Regions from separate parts of the Homo sapiens genome. Here all the other regions are linked to region 1. Evidence: chromatin loops called from intact Hi-C (ENCODE). Cell type or tissue: CD14-positive monocyte. All regions are shown on one strand. Region 1 overlaps SNRNP70 (small nuclear ribonucleoprotein U1 subunit 70). Region 2 has its middle 59 kb from the start of TRPM4. Region 3 overlaps LOC107985340 (a long non-coding RNA gene).

What was found. A loop is a pair of places that touch in the nucleus more often than their neighbours do. Peaks named below come from ENCODE experiments on the same cell type or tissue, not always from the same donor. Only the 100,000 strongest peaks of a DNase experiment are listed, where the experiment ranks them.
Region 2: a loop joins it to region 1, with 4 times the contacts of the local background. A loop is called at or near these places in 77 of 110 quality-filtered maps.
Region 3: it touches region 1 in a loop (4-fold over the local background); 19 of 110 quality-filtered maps call a loop at or near these places.

What each region holds. Positions count from the first base shown.
Region 1 is chr19:49,094,243-49,102,242 of GRCh38, reverse strand. It overlaps SNRNP70 (small nuclear ribonucleoprotein U1 subunit 70), which reads right to left. Exons shown (of 10, transcript NM_003089.6): 5 at 3,752-3,816; 6 at 3,539-3,601; 7 at 772-853. Among named protein-coding and RNA genes, the nearest start is that of SNRNP70, 13 kb to the right of the region's middle. RefSeq lists enhancers at 618-1,471, 1,472-2,327. In CD14-positive monocyte, CTCF peaks have their summits at 4,051 and 4,255 (motif pointing left); a DNase peak (open chromatin) is centred at 4,252; H3K27ac peaks cover 680 bases.
Region 2 is chr19:49,212,797-49,220,796 of GRCh38, reverse strand. No RefSeq gene overlaps it. Among named protein-coding and RNA genes, the nearest start is that of TRPM4, 59 kb to the right of the region's middle. In CD14-positive monocyte, no CTCF peak of the experiment used is centred here; no DNase peak of the experiment used is centred here.
Region 3 is chr19:49,221,895-49,229,894 of GRCh38, reverse strand. It overlaps LOC107985340 (a long non-coding RNA gene), which reads right to left. Exons shown (of 3, transcript XR_001753971.2): 1 at 7,640-8,000. Among named protein-coding and RNA genes, the nearest start is that of TRPM4, 68 kb to the right of the region's middle. RefSeq lists an enhancer at 3,767-3,816. In CD14-positive monocyte, CTCF peaks have their summits at 3,474, 3,674 (motif pointing left) and 4,801; a DNase peak (open chromatin) is centred at 3,694.

The sequences.
Region 1 (8,000 bases):
TGCCTGGCTAAGCTGGGCTGGTGTGCGGTGCTGAGTGATCTTACCCATGATACAAACCCTTATACCAACCATACACTGAGGTGTTGTAAGGGGAGCGTAAGCATCAGCTGCAAGCCAGCTGCGTGGTGGCTGCAGTGACAATAAGAACAGTCAATTAATACGGCGGCCCCTGGACACGCCGCAGCCCTGCCCACCCTCCCCCACCCATCCCTGCCCATGTGGACGCCGCGGCAGCCTCAAAGGGGGCTTTGGAACTGTAGGGGCAGGCGCTCAACATGCCTATCACCCCACTGCCCGCTGAGGAACAGGGTGGGGGGCCAGGGTTGGGGAAGCGGAGGGTCGGGTGGCCCAGCCCCAGTTCTACTGGGGGGGGAAGAGAGGGCAGGTTCAAAGGCCAGTCCTCATTGCAACCTGGCCACCCCCAACTTCAGTGGGGGGAATGGGGGAGGTTCCCCCAAAATCCGACCCCTCCCCCCACCTCCAGCTGGCCCCAGCCCCCCACCCAGTTCCCTCTTTGCCCCTGAGGTTCAACGTGTGACACTTACCTCCCCAGGTTCACACACACACACACGTTGTGGGGGATTTGGTTTTTGTTTTTTAAAAAACACGTATATAAAAAAAAAAAAGATACATCAGAAACAGAGGGAGGAGGAGAAGAGACATCGCTAATGTCAGGTGTGGCAGGGTGGGGGAGGGGACAGACTGGGAGGGGCTGGGGCAGCAGAGAAGTGAGAGCAGGTCAGAGGGCAGGGCTCGGCGGGAGGTACTCACAGTGCATGTCTCGCTCGTGTTCGTACTCGATGAAGGCATAGCCACGGGGCTTTCCTGACCGCTTACTGTAGACCATGTGTATCTGTGGGGCACATGGGGACAGGGGTGAGTCCTGCCACAGGGCGGCTCCGCCCCACCAACCCCACAACAGCCTGCACACCAGGCCCTGGGCCGGATGAGGCCTCAGACCCTCTCTGTCCTTCAAGAGCCCTGAGTGACTTATGTTCTAATGGCAGGAGCAGAGGACACAGAGGCGGCTTCCTGGAGAAAATGACACTTAAGCTAAGACCTAAAGAAAGAAGAGAGATGAAGGAAGACAGTGAGGTGTCAGCCTGTCAGGTGGAATAGCAGTAACTCCAGAGGTCCAAGGGCCCGGGGGCAGGAGGGCAGGAGGCTGGGGATGCGCTTCGGCAGGGCTGGCTCATGTACTGATGACAGAGAGTCCCAGGAGATGAAGCCACAAAGGTGGGCAGGCCCGGGGTCATCAAGCGCCCCAATGCCAGGCCGAGAAGTGTGGTCGCTGAGGAGCTGGGAAGGGTGTTGAGCAAGGAAGGGCCAATGTGGGTGGTCTACGTGGAGTCAGGAGGACACAAATGGAATTAGGGAAACAGGAGGGAGTTGTGAATGCCAATGGGACGGGAATTCTTTTTTTTTTTTTTTTTTTTGGAGACAGAGTCTTGCTCTGTTGCCCAGGCTAGAGTGCAATGGCTCAATCTCAGCTCACTGCAACCTGCACCTCCCGGGTTCAAGCGATTCTCCTGCCTCAGCCTCCCAAGTAGCTGGGATTACAGGCGTGCGCCACCACACCTGGGTAATTTTTTGTATCTTTAGTAGAGATGGGGTTTCACCATGTTGGCCAGGCTGGTCTTGAAATCCTGACCTCATGATCTGCCCTTCTCGGCCTCCCAAAGTGCTGGGATTACGGGCGTGAGCCACTGTGCCTGGCCAAGGACAGGGAAGTTCTAAGGGAAAAAGAAAGGACACGTGCACAGCCAGGGAGGCTTGAGAGAACGTGGCACGATGAGGGATGCGTCCCATCCCGAGGATGGCAGCAAGAGAAGGGAGGAGATGGGGTGGGGTGGAGGTCCATGAGGCCACACAGCTTGGGGAAGAGCCCTGGAAGGCCAGATGGTGGCAGCTGGACCTGTCCTAACATGCTAGGGACCCATGGGATGCTGTCAGCAGAGATGGGGTCAGCTCTGGATGTCAGAAAGACCCCTTGGGGACCATGTCAGGGAGAACAACGGGCAAGGCAGGGCTGTTGAGACAGAGGTGGCCAGAATGAACCAGGGAAGATTTCTGGGAGGTAACAGCATTTGAGCTGGTCCCTAAAGGATGGCTAGTTCGCCATTCACATCACTACCAGTTGGCGACCAACCTGTATCATGGATGAACCTGGGACCCCACAGCCTCCAAAACACAACCAAGATTCCTGACTTGAATGGATCAGAGGGACAAGGGTGGGGCCAAGGTTGTCACTGGGCTGTGCAAGGCAGAACAACGTGTGTGTGTGTGTGTACACATATATACACATGCACATACACACACACACACAGGCACGAGACACCACACTCGGCTAATCTTTTGTATTTTTGTAGAGACGGGGTTTCGCCATGTTGGCCAGGCTGGTCTTGCCTCCTGACCTCAGGTGATCTGCCTGCCTCGCCCTCCCAACATGTGGGATTACAGGCGTGAGCTACCACGCCCAGCCTACAATACTTTTTTTTTTTTTTAAGATGGAGTCCCACTCTGTTGCCCAGGCTGGAGTACAGTGGTGTGATCTCGGCTCACTGCAACCTCCGCCTCCTGGGTTCAAGCAATTCTCCTGCCTCAGCCTCCTCAGTAGCTGGGATTACGGGCGCCCGCTATCATGCCCAGCTAATTTTTGTATTTTTTTTTTTTTTGTACAGACCAGGTTTCACCATGTTGGTCAGACTGGTCTCGAACTCCTGACCTCAGGTTATCCGCCCACCTCGGCCTCCCAAAGTGCTGGGATTACAGGCGTGAGCCACCGTGCCTGGCCCAACAATACTTTTTTTTTCCTTTGTGTGGAGAACGGGGTCTTGCTATATTGCCCAGGCAGGTCTCGAACTCCTGGGTTTAAGCTATCCTCCCGCCTCTGCCTCCTTAAGAGCTGAGATTACAGGTGTGAGCCATTGCACCCGGCCTGACATGTATAAATATTTTTAAAAGACGTATCAGAAACAGAGCAGGGAGAAGAGACATGGCTAACATCAGTTTGTGTGTAGGATGGCCTCAAGCCCTCACTACTGCCCAGTGAAGGCATGCGTCTCCCATGTTAGATAAAGGAAATCAGACACAGAGCACTTCAGTGACTTAAAAGAAGATTGGTAAAACAAAGCCTTCCTCTAAAACGGGACTCAGCATAGGTATTCTGCCAAGACCCAGAGAGTAGATATTTCCAGCTTGGACGGCCGTATACTGTTGCAACAATCCAACCCTGCCTTACAACAGTAGCAGCCAAAGACAATGTGTAAACAAACAGACCTGCCTGGCTGAGCAGCAGGAAAACTTTAAGTCTGTAGTTTGCCAACCCCTGCTCTCAACCAACCACCAGCAGTCATTACTTCTCATTTTACTTCTGCTGCCCAAGGTCTGCTGCATGGAGATACAGTCAGGATGCATAAATCCAGGCCCTGAAATGGTGTGAGCCATGCTCAGGGCTGGGACCTCTCTCCCTCCCTCTCAGGATACAGCCCCTCCTCCATGCACCCCCAATTCAAACACCCTGACCCACTCCACTTACTCTTTTGATAGGTCCGTACACCTCAAACTCTCTCCGGAGCTTGGATTCTGTTGTGTCATAATTCTACAAGGAGATGGATATGACGTTAAATGGGAGAACAGAGCTGTCCCACAGCCCCTGGAACATTCCCCTGTACCTAGCCTATTTGACCTTTGTGCCAGACCCAGGCTCTCAGCAGCGTGGGGTTCCAGGAGCTAGGAGCTGGGGACTTACCACTCTCGCCACGAAGAGAGTCTTGAAGGCATCCCCCTGAGCATTGGGATCATTGTGAGGGTCCCCTGTGCAGGAAGAAAGGAATTTTATAAGTTGAAGGTGTCCATGGTCTCAGGTAGCAAAACAAATACGATGGGCAGAGGCCAAGAAGAAAACGGTGGCATTGGGAGAGGCCCCTAACTGGAGGAACATGGGTGGTGACCTGGCAACCTCAGGGACGCCCCTCTCTGAACCTGTTTCTCTGAGGCACAGTGGGCTTTATCAGAGTGGCTGAGAGATAATCCAGGCTGCTGAGGAGAGGAGGTAAGGCTGACTTCAAGCTGACAGGATGTGGGCAGGCCCAACTGCCATTTCAGACCTACATAAACCCTAAGGGCCCTATCGCTCCCAGATGCAAGGTGATCCAAACAGTAATAGCCCAACTGGGCCTCCCTGGAGATGCAGCTGATGCCCCCAGGTTCTGAGCTCCCTCCTGTAGGCAGGGCCACACTGCCACCTACTGGACACAGACTGCAACTACAGCCCACAGGAAAACCTGAGACCAAGCTGCCCCAAGGCTAAGAATGAGAGCCAGGAAAGCAAACACTAAGTAAGCTCTGCTTTCCTGTCTGTGCCCTGTGTCTCTAAAAAGGAACCCAGGAACTGACTAGCGTCAGATCAGATTCTCACTCCAGCCTCACTACTGTGAGGCAAACTGTTCTACCTGGCTACTAAGGAATAACAATCTCCAAAGAAAAGAGCCAGGAATCTCCTAAGAAACCAATTTCATAGGTGATCCTGCTGGGTCAGGCCTGGGAATAAGTCCTTTTCACCAAATATGGTGGCTCCAGCACATAATGACCCTGACTCCTGCCGGGGCCTTAAGGACACTCTGCCGGTTCTTCCATGGTATAGTGTTTCCCTCGGAAGCCCTGTCACATTCTGGGAGAGCATGAGAAAAGGAATAACATTAACCCATTTATGCCAGAGGTTGCAATTTTTTGAATTGCAGACACGTGTGAAAAATCAGACCCTGGTGATGACCCGAGCAGTAGGATATAAATAACTCCCACATGCTTAGCGTTCCAATAATGGAACATTAGACATATAATTTACTGAACACGTACTATGGCCCAGACACAGTGCTGGACACTGATATTTATTTATTACTATTTTGCAAATGGAAGTAAAACAGAACAAACTCGAGACACAGAAAAAGGGAGGTGTTAAAGTGGCGAAGGGCCAAGGCAGACTTCACCTCTCACCCCGGGCACTTGAACTACCAGGCTCCTTCCCCGAACCCTCGGGTGCTACCTTTTCAGGAAGACAGTGTGGGTGTTGCCAGAAGCTAGAGAAATAAAGTCTCAGATTTTTTTTTTTTTTAAACAGAGTCTTGCTCTGTTGCCCAGGCTTAAAGTGCAATGGCGCAATCTCGTCTCACTGCAACCTCTGCCTCCGAGGTTCAAGCAATTCTCCTGCCTCAGCTTCTCAAGCAGCTGGGATTACAGGCGTGCACCACCACATCCAGCTAATTTTTGTATTGTTAGTAGAGATGGGGTTTCGCCATGTTGGCCAGGCTGGTCTCGAACTCCTGACCTCAGGTGATCCGCCCTCCTCGGCCTCCCAAAGTGCTGGGATTACAGGCATGAACCACCGCGTCCCGCCAGATTTGTTTCTTATGAGAGAATTTAACTACAAGTATAAACTAAGGTCAAGATGACTTTAAGGAATGTACTTTTTTTGAGATGGAGTGTCACTCTTGTTGCCCAAGGTCAGTGCAATGGATGGCGAGATCTCGGCTTACTGCAACCTCCGCCTCCCGGGTTCAAGCGATTCTCCTGCCTCAGCCTCCCAAGTAGCTGGGATTACAAACACACACCACCACACCCAGCTAATCTTTTGTATTTTTAGTAGAGACGGGGTTTCACTATGTTGGCCAGGCTGGTTTCGAACTCCTGACCTCAGGTGATCTGCCTGCCTCGGCCTCCCAAAGTGCTGGCATTACAGGCGTGAGCCACCGCACCTGGCCTAAGAATATTTTAGAAAACAGAAGCCTAAGCCACAATTTAAGGGAATCGCTATCTGGGACAAATGGAAACGTCTGAAAACAACTCCATCTCAGCGTTCTCTCCACCCACTCCTCAAGTTCCTTGCCAGGCTGGGCACAGTGGCTCACACCTGTAATCCCAGCAATTTGGGAGGCTAAGGCGGACGGATCACCTGAGGTCAGGTGTTTGAGACCAGCCTGGCAAACATGGCGAAACCCCGTCTCTACTAAAAATACAAAATTACCAGGGCATGGTGGTGTGCGCCTATAGTCCCAGCTACTCGGGAGGCTGACGCAGGAGAATTGCTTGAATCTGGGAGGTGGAGATTGCAGTGAGCCGAGATCATACCACTGAACTCCAGCCTCGGCAATAAAGCGAAAAAAAAAACAAAAAACAAAAAACGTTCCTTGCCATACCTTATCCCTGAGCGTTGTAATTTTCTATGGCCAGGTCTCTCAATCTGCACTGGCTTTTTTTTTTTTTTTTTTTGCACCAGCTAACTCTCATTCATTCAATAGGTAATTCTTTTTATTCGCCGATGTTTGTGCTCTTGTAAGTAAGTAATTCTTAAGCATCTACTATGTGCCTGGAAATGCTATAGTTGTTGGGGATTTCGCAGTAAACAAGACAAAAAAAGGTGCTGGGCGCAGTGGCTCACAGCTGTAATGCCAGCACTTTGGGAGGCCAAGGCAGGCGGATCACTTGTGACCAAGAGTTCAAGAAGACCAGCCTGATCAACACAGCGAAACCTCATCCCTACTAAAAATACACAAAAAATTAGCTGGGTGTGGTCCAGCTACTCAGGAGACTAAGACAAGAGAATCGCTTGAACCAGGGAGGCGATGAAGGTTGCAGTAAACCGAGATCGTGCCACTACAGTCTATCCTGTGCAACAGAGTGAGACTGTCTCCAAAAAAAAAAAAAAAAAGGTGTCTACCCTCATGGGGTTCATATGCTAATGAAAGAGGTAAATAAGGAGATCCTATGATCACATCAGATGACGACAGAGAATAGAAACGGGTGACTTTACAAGGCAGGTTAGAAAAAGCCTCACAAGATGCTAACATTTAATGAAGAGCTGAAAGCTGTCACAGCAGCAAGGAAACACACCCGGCAACGCCAGACAGCAGGCATTCTAACAGTTACTGTGGAGCATGACAGTGGGACCAATGAATGCTGCAGGGCTGGGGAGTGGACGAAGGCCAAACAACAGCTGAGCTTCCTGAAGGGCAGCCAGAGGGAAACCACCCCAGCACACTGTGTGAGTTCCCTGGAGCACTTGCTTACCCGGGGTGGGGGGGCCACAAATGTGACTAAAGGTAAAAAGCAAATGCAGCAAAGCAATGGTACCCCCAAGTCCTGAAGATAGAGAACAAAAGCTCAAAGAAGGTAGCACAGACCCAATGCCGGGCAGCGCCCCACAGCCAGCGTATGCGTGCAGCGCCCTGACGGCAGCTCTCCCTCAGGACATCACTGGTTGAGGGCTCATCTAAGTAGCAGCCCAGAGCAGAGACTCAACGGAAGTGGGTCGTGGAGTTGGGAATTAGGCTTTGAGGTACTCGAGGTCCCATCTTGGAACTCTCACTCTTTGGAAGCGTGCTTGCCTCAACAAGCCTCCATTTCTTTATCTTAAAAATGGGAGTAGCAACCCCTGCTGCACTTGGAAGCTGTGAGAAAGTCAGTAACACCAAGTACAAGCGCTCAGCAAGGAGGCACCGTCCCCTTGACGGGAGCTGTTCATTGTGACAAGGCACAGCAAGCTTCTATAGCTATGAGTGGAGGCTCTCAAGGGCACAGAAACCCTACTGAACTTGATCCATTCTTTTATTTCTTTTCTATTATGGAGAAGTTCAAGCATTTAATGGAGGCAGAGCAGTATAACGAACTCCCATGAGCCCGCTTCCATTATCAACACGTGGACGGACTTGTTTCATCCCTATCCTCCCACAGCCCACTGCATTTTTTTGAGACGGAGTCTTGCTCTGTCACCCCGGCTGGAGTGCAGTGGCATGACCTCAGCTCACCCCAACCTCTGCCTCCTGAGTTCAAGTGATTCTCCTGCCTCAGCCTCCCAAGTAGTTGCAATTAGAGGCCCCTGCTACCACACCCAGATAATTTTTATATTTTCAGTTGAGACAGGGTTTCACCATATTCACCACTCGAACCTGGATCACTCAAGTAATCCTCCCACCTCAGCCTCCCAGAGTGCTGGGATTACAGGC
Region 2 (8,000 bases), 120 kb before region 1:
AATGGTCCAGCCACTGTGTAAAACAGTTTGGCAGTTCCTCAAAAAGTTAAGCACAGAATTAGCATATATATGACCCAGTCATTCCACCCCTAGGTACCTACCCAAAAGAACTGAAGACAGGTCTTCAAACAAAAACTTGTACACATTACCTGATCCTTTTTTTTGGGGGGGTGGGGCGGGGAGACCGAGTCTTGCTCTGTCACCTAGGCTGGAGTGCAATGGTGCAATCATAGTTCACTGTAGCCTCAAACTCGCAGGCTCAAATGATCCTCCCACCTCAGCCTCCCGTGTAGCTGGGATTACAGGTGCACACACCACCCCACCTAGCTAATTTTAAAAAATTTTTTGTAGGCATAAAGTCCCACTATGTTGCCCAAGCCTGGTCTCGAACTCCTGGCCTCAAGTGATCCTCCCACCTCAGCCTCCCAAAGTGCTGGGATTACAGGTGTAAGCCACCGTGCCCAGCCAATACTTTGTGCTAAAAACAAACAAACAAACAAACAAACAAACACAACTTGCTGGTCATGGTGGCTCACGCCTGTAATCCTAGCACTTTGGGAGGCCGAGGTGGGTTGATCATTTGGGGTCAGGAGTTCGAGACCAGCTTGACCAACATGGTGAAACCCCATCTCTACTAAAAATACAACAAATTAGCTGGGTGTGGTGGTGTACACCTGTAATATTGGCTACTCAGGATGCTGAGGCAGGAGAATTGCTTGAATCTGGGAGGTGAAGGTTGCAGTGAGCCGAGATCACACCACTAACTCCAGCCTGGGTGACAGAGAGAGACTCTGTCTCAAAAAAAACACAAAAAATCATAAGCACTGATAATAGCAGGTCCTGGTAAGGATCAGGGCCACTAGAACGCTCTCATGCATTGCTGGTGGAAATTCAAAATTCAAACGGTGCAACTACTTAGGAAAAGATTTTGGCAATTTCTTATAAAGTCATACATACACTTCCTATACCATCCAGCCATCCCAATCCTAGATATTCAAGAGAAGCAAAAGCGTGTGTCCAATGCCCACAGTTTTTCCAAACTTAATCTGGTTGTGTGTATCAGCCCCTTGGCTTGCCTACGTCTTTGTTCTAAAAAGGCAAATCCGGCCGGGTGCAGTGGCTCACACCTGTAATCCCAGCACTTTGTGAGGCCAAGGCAGGTGGATCATGAGGTCAGAAGATCGAGACCATCCTGGCTAACACAGTGAAACCCCGTCTCTACTAAAAATACAAACAAACAAACAAAAACAAACAAAAATTAGCCAGGAGTAGTGGCGCGTGCCTATAGTCCCAGCTACTTGGGGGGCTGAGGCAGGAGAATCGCTTGAACCCGGGAGGTGGAATTTGCTGTGAGCCGAGATTGCACCACTGCACTCCAGCCTGGGTGACAAAGTGAGACTCCGTCTCAAAAAAATACAATAAAAATAAAAAATAAATAAAAAGGCAAATCCATCCCAGTTTTGGCCGCAGCCCATTTGCTTGGTTGCAGCTTTGAGCCAACCTTACAGCTCCGTTCCCTCTAGTTACACTCGTCGTCCTTTTGATATTACCAGTTCCTTGGCCTCCGTCTTTTTCTTTTCTGAAACAGGGTCTCCCTCTGTCACCCAGGCTGGAGTACAGTGGCGTGATGACGGCTCACCATAGCCTCGACCTCCCAGGCTCAAGTGATCTTCCCACCTCAGCCTCCTGAGTAGCTGGGACCACAGGCGCCCACCACCACACTCGGTTAATTTTGTAATTTGCATCTGCACTCTTTAGCCCTCATCCCAGCCTCCTGCCTCCTTTCCTCTGAAAACCTGCAGCCCCGCTACCTAGAGATTTCTTTTTGTATACAATGAACCATGTTTTTCAAATGACTTGCTTGTCTGGGGGCCTCTGGTGTCTTACACATTCTGTTTACAGTCATCTGTCTTTCCCTGCACCTGAGACCTGGAACAGACAGCATCTTAGGGGGCCTCACCAGGTCCCGGGTGAGGGGACACCACAGCCATCCCCACCCCGTCAGCAGCCTCTCCAGAGTACACTGCACTAGCTGACCACAGCTCTGCTGCCCACCCTGGCTTCATGGACATCCAGTTTACTCACTGGCCTTACATGTGACCTGCCACCACCATTAGGAGGGAATGTCTTCCACCTCCATAGTGGGCCAAACTCCATGTTGCTTGCAAACACAGCACCAGGCTGGGTGTGGTGGCTCACAGGCTCACATCTGTAATCCCACCACTTTCGGAGGCTGAGGCAGGCGGATCACTTGAGGCCAGGAGTTCGAGACCAGCCTGGCCAACATGGTGAAACCCTGTGTCTACTAAAAATACAAAAATTAGCCAGGCGTGATGGCAGGCGCCTGTAGTCCCAGCTACTCGGGAGACTGAGGCTGGAGAATGGCTTGAACTGGGGAGGCAGAGGTTGCAGTGAGCCAAGATTGTGCCACTGCACCCCAGCCTGGGTGATAGACCAAGACTCAGTCTCAGAAAAAAAAAATACATATATATATATATACATACATACATACATACATATGTGTGTATATACATATGTATGTATGTATATACACATATACAAATATATATGTATATACACATATATACGAATATATGTGTATATACACATATATACGAATATATGTGTATATATACATATATATATGTATATACCTATACACACACACACACACACACACACATATATATGTACAAAAATTAGCCGGGCATGGTGGCGGGCACTTGTAATCCCAGCTACTCAGGAGGCTGAGGCAGGAGAATCCCTTGAACTGGGGAGGTGGAGGTTGCAGTGAGCCAAGATCGCGCCACTGCACTCCAGCCTGGGCAACAGAACAAGACTTCGTCTAAAAACAAACAAACAAAAAGAACACGGCAGCAGGACAGATGGAGAATTTTCCTCTGTGGTCACCAACTGTCACACACACCACTAGGCCTGTGTGATAGAGACAGGAATAGATTCACTGAGGGAAGACGCACAGGTAGAGGAGGGAGCATCCCTCCAGCCCGTGACTCCGGCTAAACATGAACGGTCTGCCTGCACCGTGGCCAGCAGCATCCCAGTAAAGAAGGACTGTGTTTTTGTATTTATAGAATCGGGGAAGAGGAGAAACAGCTATGTGGCGATGACAGCTTCCTGGTCAGAAAAAATGTTCTGGCTAGAAAAGGGCAGCCTCTGGGGCTCAGCAGCTGGTATCAGCCTGTTCTTCTGTATCTGTGGCGTCAGCGCAGGCTTGCTGAGCCAATCCTGCTATGTTACCAAAGAGAGGATCAGATGAACCTCAGGGCTCTTGAGATTGGTTGCTCAGGGTTGCTGCCCAGCTCAGAAGTGGGCATTGCTGAGCTGGGGCTCAGATTTCTGGGAAGGGAGACTGCCAGGCTAGTGCTGGTTCCTCTGAGGGCTGCAATGTGGCTGACTCTGAGAATCCTAGTATATCATGCTGAGCCATCTAAAAACCAGCCCAAAGTTGTGTCCTCCCCAGTTCAATTAATCACGAGGAGCTGCCTGGTGCGGTGGCTCACACCTGTAATCCCAGCATTTTGGGAAGCCGAGGAGGACAGATCACCTGAGGTCTGGAGTTTGAGACCAGCCTGGTCAACATGGGGAAACCCCGTCTCTACTAAAAGTACAAAAATTAACTGGGCGTGATGGTGCACACCTGTAGTCCCAGCTACTCGGGAGGCTGAGGCAGGAGAATCACTTGAACCTGGGAGGCAGAGGTGGTGAGCCAGGATCGCACCACTGCACTCCAGCCTGAGCAACAGAGCAAGACTCCATCTCAAAAAAAAAGAAAGAAAGAAAAGAAAAAAAGTCATGAGGAGCTGTCCATGAAGCCATGGGTATAAATGGAGAGAAGACAAAACAGTGGGTATAGATGGCAGAACGGTCTGTGCTGTCCACTCAAGCAATTTGCTTGTGTCATTGCTTATGCCAACACCTTAGTTCTTTTTTTTTTTTTTTTTTTTTTGAGATGGAGTTTCGCTCTTGTTGCCCAGGCTGGAGTGCAATGGTGCAATCTCAGCTCACCGCAACCTCTGCCTCCCAGGTTCAAGCAATTCTCCTGCCTCAGCCTCCGGAGTAGCTGAGATTACAGGCATGCGCCACCATGCCTGTCTAATTTTGTATTTTTAGTAGACATGGGGGTTTCTCCATGTTGGCCAGGCTGGTCTCGAACTCCTGACCTCAGGTGATCCACCTGTCTCGGCCTCCCAAAGTGCTGGGATTACAGGAGTGAGCCATGGCGCCCGGCCAACACTTTATTTCTTATTTCCACCTGATGCACTGCCATTGCCTGTGCTCAATCTTCTGGATTTGTGGGTCGGATTACACCGAGTTCCTGATGGTCAGCTCAGGTTTTATCATTGCTCGGTGCTCCATGGCCAGGTATCTATCTCTAACCGAGACAAGGAATTGTTTCTTCACAGAGATGAGTTGTGTGCAGAAGATGGCATGGCTTTGTGCCAAAACCCTACGAGTTTATGCCGGAAAATGCTCCTATTGGCACTTTCTGGAGGTCATACAGCATCTCGATTTGCCACATTCTTTTCTGAGTATCATGTGAGCTGCTGAGTCACAAGACTGAGCTTAAGCTCAGCATCAGCCGGATGCAGAGCCTTCTCACGCACTTGGACGACACTCCGAGTTGGCATTTTTGTAGGTTACTCACTAAATGGGTTGGAAAATACCTCAAATGTGGTGTATTTTTCTTTTTTCTTTTATTTTTTTATTTTAAAACTTTATTAGCCTGGCCAACATGGTGAAACCCTGTCTCTACTAAAAATACAAAAATTTGTCAGACGTGGTGGCGCACACCTGTTATCCCAGCTACTCAGGAGGCTGAGGCAGGAGAATCGCTTGAACTCGGGAGGTGGAGGTTGCATTAAGCTGAAATCGCGCCACTGCACTCCAGCCTGGGTGACAGAGCGAGATTCCGTCTCAAAAATAAAAAATTATTAAAGACCAATTTTTTGGTTTGTTTTGAGATGGAGTCTCGCTCTGTTGCGGAGGCTGGAGTGCAGCATGATCTCGGCTCACTGCAACCTCCGCCTCCCAGGTTCAAGTGATCCTCCTTCCTCAGCCCCCCTAGTAGCTGGGATTACAGGCACACACCACCATGCCCGGTTAATTTTTGCATTTTTAGTAGAGACAGGGTTTCGCCATGTTGGCCAGTCTGGTCTCGAACTCCTGACCTCAGGTGATCCACCTGCCTCGGCCTCCCAAAGTGCTGGGATTACAGGCATGAGCCACCGCACTGGCCTAAATTTTTTTAAAAAAAAATTTGATGGGCATGGTGGCGTGCACCTGTGATCCCAGCTACTCAGGAGGCCGAGGCAGGAGGATCACTTGAGCCAGGCCACAGTGAGCTGTGATCACACCACTGCACTCGAACTTGGGCAAGAGAGTGAGACTGCATCTCAAAAATGAATAAATAGGCCGGGCCAGTGTCTGCTAATCCCTAAAAGGTCTGAGTATTTTCCTTTCCCCAATACACAGTTACTGCATAAACGGAGACAAGTCCTATTTGAATGGAAGATGCAAAATATAAGCTTGCAGCAGTTATTTTAGGGTAATTCCTCAAGAGTACCAGCCTCCTCTTCAATTAAGGAATTTTTGGTCTCCAAATCGCTTTACATGTGGAATTCGTGCAAATTCTCCATCTTGATGACTCACGTCAGATTTCTACACACACGACCTGGAGTTTTCCTGTTATATAGATACTTCAACAGAGATGAATTAATACACGGGTCTCAGATAAATTAAACAGGTCTCAGGAAACCGTGAAAGGAATGAGAAGAAACAGCGCAGAAATAGTAACTGCACCGTATAAAAATAGTAACTGCAGGCTACACCTGTCACTCCAGGACTGAGAATACAGCTATCAGAACCTAAAATGTTGAGGCAGCAGCCCTGCAGAACTGAAACCCAGACTAGAGCCAGGGGCTACCAGGGTGGCGCTGGTGTGACAGAAGGCTGACAATGATGCTGGTTATGGCATCCGGCGTGGTGGCTCATGCCTGTAATCACAGCACTTTGGGAGGCCGAGGTTGGAGGATCCCTTGATCCCATGAGTTTGAGACCCACCTGGGCAACATGGCGAGACCCCCATCTCTACGAAACAATTTGAAAACAAAAAATTAGCTGGGTGTGGTGGCGTGCACCTGTGGTCCCAGCTATTCTGAAGGCTGAGGCGGGAGTATGGCTTGAGCCTGGGAGGTCAAGGCTACAGTGAGCCTCGACCACTGCACTCCAGCCTGGGCGACAGAAATAGAAAAAGAAACAGGTTAGGGAGGTGCCAAAAAAATAAAACTTGAAACCTGGAAGAGGGCCGGGCGTGGTGGCTCACACCTGTAATCCCAGCACTTTGAGAGGCCAAGGTGGCTGGATCACCTGAAGTCAGGAGTTCGAGACCAGTCTGACCAACATGGTGAAATCCTGTCTCCACTAAAAATACAAAAATTAGCTGGGCGTGGTGGCGGATGCCTGTAATCCCAGCTACTCAGGAGGCTGAGGCAGGAGAATTGCTTGAACCCAGGAGGCAGAGGTTGCAGTGAGCTGAGATCGCGCCATTGCACTCCAGCCTGGGCGACAGAGCAAGACTCCGTCTTAACAACAACAACAACAACAAAAAACAAACAAACAAACAAAAAACCTGGAAGCAACTGCTGCTGTCAGAGGGAGCGTTGTTCTGGGGCGACGCTTGCTCGGATGCCTGAAGCAAATAGGTGGAGCAAATCCCTGCTTCCTCCTCCAATGGCCGGTCTCCGTCTAGCGCCCTCTTTAGGCCGGGGCTTATAGCAACCCAGCTGGGAAAGCAAAAACGTGGCTTGCAGAGGCTCCGCCCCAACATCACAGAGCGGAGGCAAGGGTGGATTTGCAGCTGAGAGACAAAAGCTCAAACTTGCACATGGACTGAGTGAGTTCCTGTGACTTCACGGCAGTTGACATTTCCAAATATAAAATCGTGCATTACAGATGCTCTCTGGATTGCCCAGATTTCTGTTCCAACGCAGCCACTTTCCATTTTTATTTTTTATTATTCTTTTGAAACAGAGTCTTGCTCTGTCACCCAGGCTGGAGTGCAGTGGCACAATTTCGGTTCACTGCAATCTCCGCCTCCTGGGTTCAAGTGATTCTCCTGCCTCAGCCTCCCGAGTAGCTGGGACTACAGGTGTCCGCTACCACACCCGGCTAATTTTTGTATTTTTAGTAGTGATGGGGTTTTGCTATATTGGCCAGGCTGGTCTCGAACTCCTGGCCTCAAGTGATCCACTTGCTTGGCTTCCCAAAGTGCTGTTTTACAGGCATGAGCCACCACGCCCAACCCCCAACTCAGCTACTTTCTATGTGTGACTTTATTTGAGCTACTTTTCTGTGTCTCACTTTTCTCATCTGCAAAATGGAGACAATAATAGAACCTACCTTGTATGGTTATCATAGGGTTCACTGATGTAGCGCACGTGAAGCACTTAAAACAATGCTGGACACACATATATAGAAAGTACTGGAGGCCGGGTACGGTGGCTCACGCCTGTAATCCCAGCACTCTGAGAGGCCGAGGTGAGTGGATCACTTGACCCCAGGAGTTTGAGACCAGCCAGGGCAATATGGTGAGACCCCATCTCTACCAAAAATCCAAAAAATTAGCCGGGCATGGTGGTGTGAGCCTGTAGAACCAGCTACTCAGGAGGCTGAGTGGGAGAATTGCTTGAGCCCAGGAGGTGGAGGTTGCAGTGAGCTGTGATTGAGTCACTGCATTTCTGCCTGGGTGACAGAGTGAGACCTTATTGAAAGAAAAGAAGAAAAAGTGGCCGGGTGTGGTGGCTCACACCTGTAATTCCAGCACTTTGGAAGGCCGAGGCAGGCAGATCACCTGAGATGAGGAGTTTGGGACCAGCCTGGCCAACATGGTGAAACCCCGTCTCTACCAAAAATACAAAAATTAGCCGGGCATGGTGGCGGGCACCTGTAATCCTAGCTACTCCAGAGGCTGAGGTAGGAGA
Region 3 (8,000 bases), 130 kb before region 1:
CATAAACACAGCATGTTTTCATTGGTTCTCCTTTCTCTCCAAACTCTGTAAGGGCAATGCCAGGGCCCAGGTGGATGCCTGCACGTACAGAGGGTTGTATTACAGGAGAGGAGCACTGAGCTTAGGGAACCCCCTCTTCTTTATAGCAATCAACAAGCAAGCCTCTCTTTGTGAGAGGGGAGGGGTTGCCTCATTGCTCAAGTTTGCCAGCTGCGTAAACAACCCTGAAGAAACAGTGACCAGGGCCTTGCAGCCATGCACACCCCACACAACATGCAGGAAACACAAGACAACTGTGGAGGACAGTCTCCCAACACAGCAATACCCACCCCCAGACCCGCATCATCTTAGCTTCTGGCAAGTTTTCAAATGACTCTGACACCCATCAGCCACTCTGATTCATCTAACTAACAGGCTGGAATAAAATCACTTCAGGCCAGGCATGGTGGCTCACACCTGTAATCCCAGCACTTTGGGAGGCTGAAATCACTTGAGGTCAGGAGTTTGAAACTAGCCTGGCCAACATGGGGCAACTCTTTCTCTACTAAAAATACAAAAAAACAGCCAGGTGTCGTGGTAGGTGCCTGTAATCCCAGCTACTTGGGAGGCTGAGGCAGAAGAATCGCTTAAACCTGGGAGGCAGAGGTTGCAATGAGCCAAGATTGTGCCATTGCACTCCAGCCTGGGCCACAGAGACTCCATCTCAAAAAAAAAAAAAAAAATCACTTCAATTTGTCTCATTCGGCCTTTAATTAAGGCTACTTTTGATGGGACTCCCAACAGCAAGATCAGGCCAACCTTGAGTATTGACCTCAACTCTCAACTATGTCCCCCAGGGTCCTAGACTCAGCCAACTGTGAATAAGTCTCAAGGTGGCTCATGCCTGTAATCCCTGCAGTTTGGGAGGCTGAGACCGGCAGATCATTTAATCTTAGGAGTTCAAGATCAGCCTGGGCAACGTAGTGAAGGCCCATCTCTACAAAAAATACAAAAACAATATTAGCCAGAAGTGGTGGCACACCTGTAATCCTAGCTACTTGGGAGGCTGAGGCGGGAGGATCCCCTGAACCCAGAAGGTTGAGGTTGCAGTGAGCCAAGATCACGCCACTGTACTCCAGCCTAGGTGACAGAGCAAGACCCTGTCTCTAATACAATAAAATTAAAATAAAAAAAAAATAAAAGTCCAGGTGTGGTGGCTCACGTCTGTAATCCCAGTACTTTGGGAGGCCGAGGAGGGGGAATCACCTCAGGTCAGGAGTTCAAGACCAGCCTGATCAACATGGAGAAACCACGTCTCTACTAAAAATACAAAATTAGCCGGGCATGGTGCCACATGCCTGTAATCGCAGCTACTTGGGAGGCTGAGGCAGAAGAATCGCTTGAACCCGGGAGGCAGAGGTTGCAACGAGCTGAGATCATGCCATTACACTCCAGCCTGGGCAACAAGAGTGAAACTCCATCTCAGAAAAAAAAAAAGTAAAAACTGGTCCCAGAGGACCAGTACATCTTATTTTGGACAACCAGGATATAGTCTAAGGCGACTCTATTGTCCATTATAAGCAGAGCAGAGAACTTTAGGCTGATCTGCTAAAATACCAAAAAAAGAAATTTAAAAATAAAAAAACTGATCTGATCTTTGATGTCTTTACAAACAATTACAGGGTGACAACAGATGAGCCTAAAAGCAACCCCCATCCACAATGGGCATGCCACAGCTTACCTCCCCAACCTGAGAAGAGACAGTCATTGGATTTTGTTGTTAAGCTTGGCTGGAATTACCGTTACATTGTCTCAGTTAAGCCACATAAGTAATATCAGCAGGTTGTTTCAACTAACACAGGAGTGAGCCAACTTTTTCTGGAAAGAACCAGGTAATAGTATTTTGGGTTTTGTAGGGCATTTGTTTTCTGTGGCATAGTCATCTTTTTCTTTTTTCTTTTTGAAACAAGATCTTGCTCTGTCACTGAGGCTGGAGAGCTGTGGTACAATAATATCTCACTGCAGCTTCGACCTCCCAGGCTCAAGCGATCCTCCCACCTCAGCCTCCCGAGTAGCTGGGACTACAGGCGTGCACCAGCACACCCAGCTAATTTTTAATTTTTTGTAGAGACAGGCTTTCACCACATAGCCCAGGCTAGTCTTGATCTCCTGGGCTCAAGTGATCCTTCTGCTTCAGCCTCCCCAAGTGCTAGGATTACAGAGGTGAGCCACCACACCTGGCTTTTTTTTTTTTTTTTTTTTTTTAAACAATTCTTGGCTGAGCCGTGGCTCACGCCTGTAATTCCAGCACTTTGGGAGGCTGAAGCAGGTGGATCACTTGAGGTCAGGAGTTCAAGACCAGGACGGCCAACATGGAGAAACCCCGTCTCTACTAAAAATACAAAAATTAGCCGGGCATGGTGGCGGGCACCTTTAATCCCAGCTACTCGGGAAGCTGAGGCAGGAGAATGGCGTGAACCCAGGAGGCGGAGCTTGCAGTGAGCCAAGATCATACCACTGCTCTCCAGCCTGGGCGACAAAGCGAGATTCCATCTCAAAAACAACAACAACAACAACAACAACAACACATTCTTTAAAATATATGAAAAGCTTTGTTAGTTTATAGACCACACAGAAACAGGTCACAGGCCAGATGTATCCCACAGGCTATAGTGTGCCAACTCCTGATCTAGCACCATGTCGGTCCAACAAGGGGATTCTGGTGCCTAAACCAGCATTAGTTTGAATCCCCTACTTGGCCCCCTCAGGACTCAACTGCCATCTGGAGGGCATGACCACCAGGCTGTCCAGCGGAAAGAAAGATGCATCATTCCCAACAATGGTCAGCGGGCAAAATTGTACTTTTTTTTTGAGACGGAGTCTTGCTCTGTCACCCAGGCTGGAGTGCAGTGGTGTGATCTCGGCTCACTGCAAGCTCCGCCTCCCGGGTTCATGCCATTCTCCTGCCTCAGCCTCCTGAGTAGCTGGGACTACAGGCGCCCGCCACCAAGCCCGGCTAATTTTTTGTATTTTTAGTAGAGACGGGGTTTCACCATGTTAGCCAGGATGGTCTCGATCTCCTGACCTCGGGTCTCTGTAACTCCTCCAACACTTCTGTCTCAGGGACTATCCAAGATGCAGCCAAGAAGAGATGAAGCCTCTTCTGGGACTGCCACATTCAGTGACCAAACGGCCTGAGTAAAGTGTGTGCGGCCGGGTGTGGTGGCTCACGCCTGTGATCCCCCCACTTTGGGAGGCCAAGACGGGTGGATCACTTGAGGTCAGGGGTTCGAGACCAGCTGGCCAACATGGTGAAACCTATCTCTACTAAAAATACAAAAATCACCTAGGCATGGTGACGCCTATAATCCCAGCTACTTGGGAGGCTGAGGCAGGAGAATCGCTTGAACCCAGGAGGCAGAGGTTACAGTGAGCCGAGATGGCACCACTGCACTCCAGCCTGAGCAACAGAGCATCTGTCTCAAAAAATAAATAAATAAAGTGTGTGGATCAGGAAGAGGTAGGAAGGGGAAACCAGAAACCTTTTTGAGCTGATTCTTGAGGAAGATGATCCAACAATCAATAATACCAGACACCCGCAGATAGTGAGGAAGTTACAAAGTCCCATTGAATACCTTAAATATCAACCAAACTGCAATCAATGTCTTCCGGAGTTGGTGTTGGGGTTAGGTGGTTGCTGCCCCCTAGTGGACATCTTTAGGTTTAACATAGTGGAATGCGCCCAGCCGTTTAAGGGAACCCGTTTGAATTGAGGGCCCCATTGAGCCAGAGGAATTGCCTCAGGCAGGGGAGTGGAGGAGAGTTTTCTCCAAATGGGGTAGCTGCTGCGGGGTGCGGCGGCTCACACTTGTAATTCCAGCACTTTGGGAGGCCGTGGCAGGAGGATTGCTTGAGCCCAGGAGTTCAAGACCAGCATGGGCAACACAGCGAGACTCTGTCTCTGGAAAAAAAAAAAATTAAAAAATTAACCGGGTATGCTGGCGCATGCCTATAGTCCCAGCTACTCAGGAGGTTGAGGTGGGAGGATCGCTTGAGCCCAGGAGTTCCAGGCTGCAGTGAGCCACGATCATGCCACTGCACTCCAGCCTGGGCAACACAGCAAGACCGTCTCGAAACAGAAAACAGAAGAAACAGGGGTAGCTGTGACTTTTGTATGTAAAACTCAGAAGACCTGAGGACCAGACCAGCTGTGCTCTTAGACGTACCCTTTACCTTTGGCCATTTCCGGTATTGCTAGTGAAGCTGCAGTTAACCTACCCGAGAACAAGGGTGTGAGGCTGGGGAGTCAAAGGCCACCACAAGCCAGGCGTTTGCTTTCAAGGAGAGCTTAATAGTGATTCATAGCGGCCTTCTTTTCTTTTTTTATTATTTATTAGAAGAGAGACAGGGCCGGGCACGGTGGCTCACGCCTGTAATCCCAGCACTTTGTGAGGCAGAGGTGGGTAGATCCCAAGGTCAAGAGATCAAGACCATCCTGACCAACATGGTGAAACCCAGTCTCTACTAACAATACAAAAGTTATCTGGGCATGGTGGCAGGTGCCTGTAATCCCAGCTACTGGGGAGGCTGAGGCAGGAGAATCGCTTGAACCCCAGAGGTGGAGGTTGCAGTGAACCGAGATCGTACCACTGCACTCCAGCCTGGTCACAGAGCAAGACTCTGTCTCAAAATAAATAAATAAAATTTTAATTTAAAAAAAACAGAGATGGGTTTTCACTATGTCGCCCAGGCTGGTCTTGAACTCCTGGACTCAAGCAATCCACCCACCTCTTGGTGTGAGCCACCGCACCCAGCCCAGCTGCCCTTTCTTTTTAAAAGGAGTGTACTTGGTGGCCGTGTCAGGCAGGTGGCACTGTGGCACTGGGAAACGGCTTCCCGGAGCACTCCAGCAGCCATTTAGTCATTACAGTTGTGTTTCCTTTTCTACTGGGATCCCACATTGTTTCTGGTAGAGGTGAAGAGGGCGGCATATGCCACAGCCTCCGACTGGTAGAATCCTCTGATAACAAGGCATGTGTAGTTTTTTCGAGCATGTAAAGCATCAGTACCAATTACACCCGCTCAGTCGTGGAAACCACACAGCGGGACATTGAATTGGCTCTAGGTGCCACACCCAACGAGATCTCTTCAGCTTCCCTTCCCACTGGGAGCCTGACTGGTTGAATTCAGGTACTTGGACCAAGAAGTCTGTGGGTCAGGGACTACAGCCTCAGCCCTGGAGCAACTTGGGGCTGGGGGGCATCCCAGGGGGACAGCAAAGGCAGGGGAAAAAAACTCATTGTTGGTCGGGCGCGGTGGCTCACACCTGTAGTTCCAGCACTTTGGGAGGCCGAGGCGGGCGGATCACTTGAGGTCAGGAGTTCAAGACCTGACTGACCAACATGGAGAAACTCCGTCTCTACCAAAAATACAAAATTAGCCAGGTGTGGTGGTGCACACCTGTAGTCCCAGCTACTCAGGAGGCTGAGGCAGGAGAATTGCTTGAACCTGGGAGGCGGAGCTTGCAGTGAGCAGAGATCGCGTCATTGCACTCCAGTCTGGGCAACAAGAGTGAAACTCCATCTCAAAAAAAAAAAAAAAAAAAAAAAAAGGGCCGGGCATGGTGGCTCACACTTGTAATCCCAGCACTTTGGGAGGCAGAGGCGGGTGGATCATGAGATCAGGAGATCGAGACCATCCTGGCTAACACGGTGAAACCTCGTCTCTATAAAAAATACAAAAAATTAGCCAGGCATGGTGGCGGGCACCTGTAGTCCCAGTTACTGGGGAGGCTGAGGCAGGAGAATGGCATGAACCCAGGAAGCAGAGCTTGCCGTGAGCCAAGATCATGCCACTGCACTCCAGCTTGGGCGACAGAGCAAGACTCCATCTCAAAAAACAAACAACAAAAAAACTTCATTATTGACCTCTCTATCGGCTCACTTGGCTCCTCCCTCCAGGATCAGTGCCAGAGCTGCAACCCAGGTACCTCCCAGGACCCAGCAAGTTCTTAGGCACAGAGGCCCCTCTCTTTCTGCTCTTCCACAGATGGCCAGGCTCAGCCCTCCCAGTCCTCAGCATCTTTGACCAGCCCTGCACCCAGCTGTGGACTGGATCCAAATTGGACCGTGGTGGGGCCAGAAACACTCGCAGGGTGGGATCTTCACTAATGTTTTCAGCCCACTGAAGGCTCAATATCAAATAGCAAGGCAGGGCATAGCGGCTCATGCCTGTAATCTCAGGGCTTTCGGAGGCCGAGGTGATTGCATCACTTGTGCTCAGGAGCTCACGACCAGCCTGGGAAACATAGCGAGACCTCATCTCTACAAAAAAATTTTAAATTAGCTGGGTGTAGTGGTGCATACGTGTGGTCCCAGCTACTCGGGAGGCTGAGTGGGGAGGACCCCTTGGCCCTGGGAGTTTGAGGCTACAGTGAGCCATGTTTGCGCCACTGTACTTCAGCCTGGGTGACAGAGCAAGACCCTGTCTCAAAACAAAGAAACAAATAACAAGGTCCTTGTTGCTGATACCACTTCGGTTTCAGAGACCCTTTGACCCAGCGGCCACAGCCATGCTGCCTCTTGGTTGGGTCCCTGGGGCTTGTTGTCTCATTTTCATGATCCCATTTCTTCCTCCACCTGCCTGGAGAAGGGTAAGAACCCAGGTGCAGCCAGGCACCATTTGCCCACTGTTTTGCCCACTGATTTTGATCCTATCTGTAGCCACTGAGCCTCATTAACAAGTAGGACAGGCTGGGTGCGGTGGCTCATGCTTGCAATCCCAGCACTTTGGGAGGCCGAAGCAGGTGGATCACCTGAGGTCGGGAGTTCGAGACCAGCCTGACCAACATGGAGAAACCCCGTCTCTACTAAAAATACAAAATTAGCCGGGCGTGGCGGTGCCTGCCTGTAATCCCAGCTACTCGGGAGGCTGAGGCAGGAGAATTGCTTGAACCCAGGAGGCGGAGGTTGCAGTGAGCCGAGGTTGCACCACTGCACTCCAGCCTGGGCAACAACAGTGAAACTCCATCTAAAAAAAAAAAAAAAAAAAATACAAGTAGGACAGTGAAGACCTCTATTCCTGGCCATCCTCCTCTACTTGGATGAGAGAATTCCCTACTGGATCCCAGGGATTCTTCTCATATTTTTGAACCAGGCCCATGGAGGCCCTGTCCTTCCAATTCCAGAAAGCCACGCCTCTGTCAACATCCCATCCTTTTCCACACTACCAGGTCCGGACTTTCATTTTGTCCTACTTACAAGCCAGCCTGGGCTGGGTGCAGTGGCTCATGCCTGTAATCCCAGCACCTTGGGAGGCTGAAGCAGGAGGATCCCTTGAGCCCAGGAGATCGAGACCACTCTGGGCAATGTAGCCAGACCGTCTCTACAAAATGTAAAAAATTAGTTGGGCATAGTGGCATGCACCTGTAGTCCCAGCTACTCGGGAGGCTGAGGTGGGAGGATCACTTGAGCCCAGGTTGGAGTGCACCATTGCACTCCAGCCTGGGTGACAGAGTGAGACCCTGTCCCTAATTCAATGAATCAATCAATAAAATAAAAAATAAAAATAAAAATAAAACAAGCTAGCCCATTACTGTTTCACAAATGTTGCCAGAAGACACAAGACTCCTGGGCCAGAGACAAGGGACTTTATTACTCACCAGCCAGCAGGGAGCATGAGCATCAATGCCTTGGTATTCATTCTCCTGGACTCCAAGGTCCCACGGGGGCTGGTGCAGATGTCTGTAATCCCGTGGGTTCTGAAGAAGATAAAGAGCTCCTGGGTGGAGCTTGATTTTAAAAAGCTCTTGCTAAAGAGGCTCCCACTCAAATGCGGCCATCTGTCTGGTCACTTGCTGCAGCCACGTTAGTGAAATTTCCACACGTGAGATGTGGCGTCCTCAAGATCCCAAAAGGCTTATCAGTTGCAACACCTTTGTAGTTGGAGGTGGCAGGACCAACAGTTTGTCTTTTTTAAGCTATGAAATGTCCCTTTAAGCTGCGGCCCAGCTAGTCCTCATG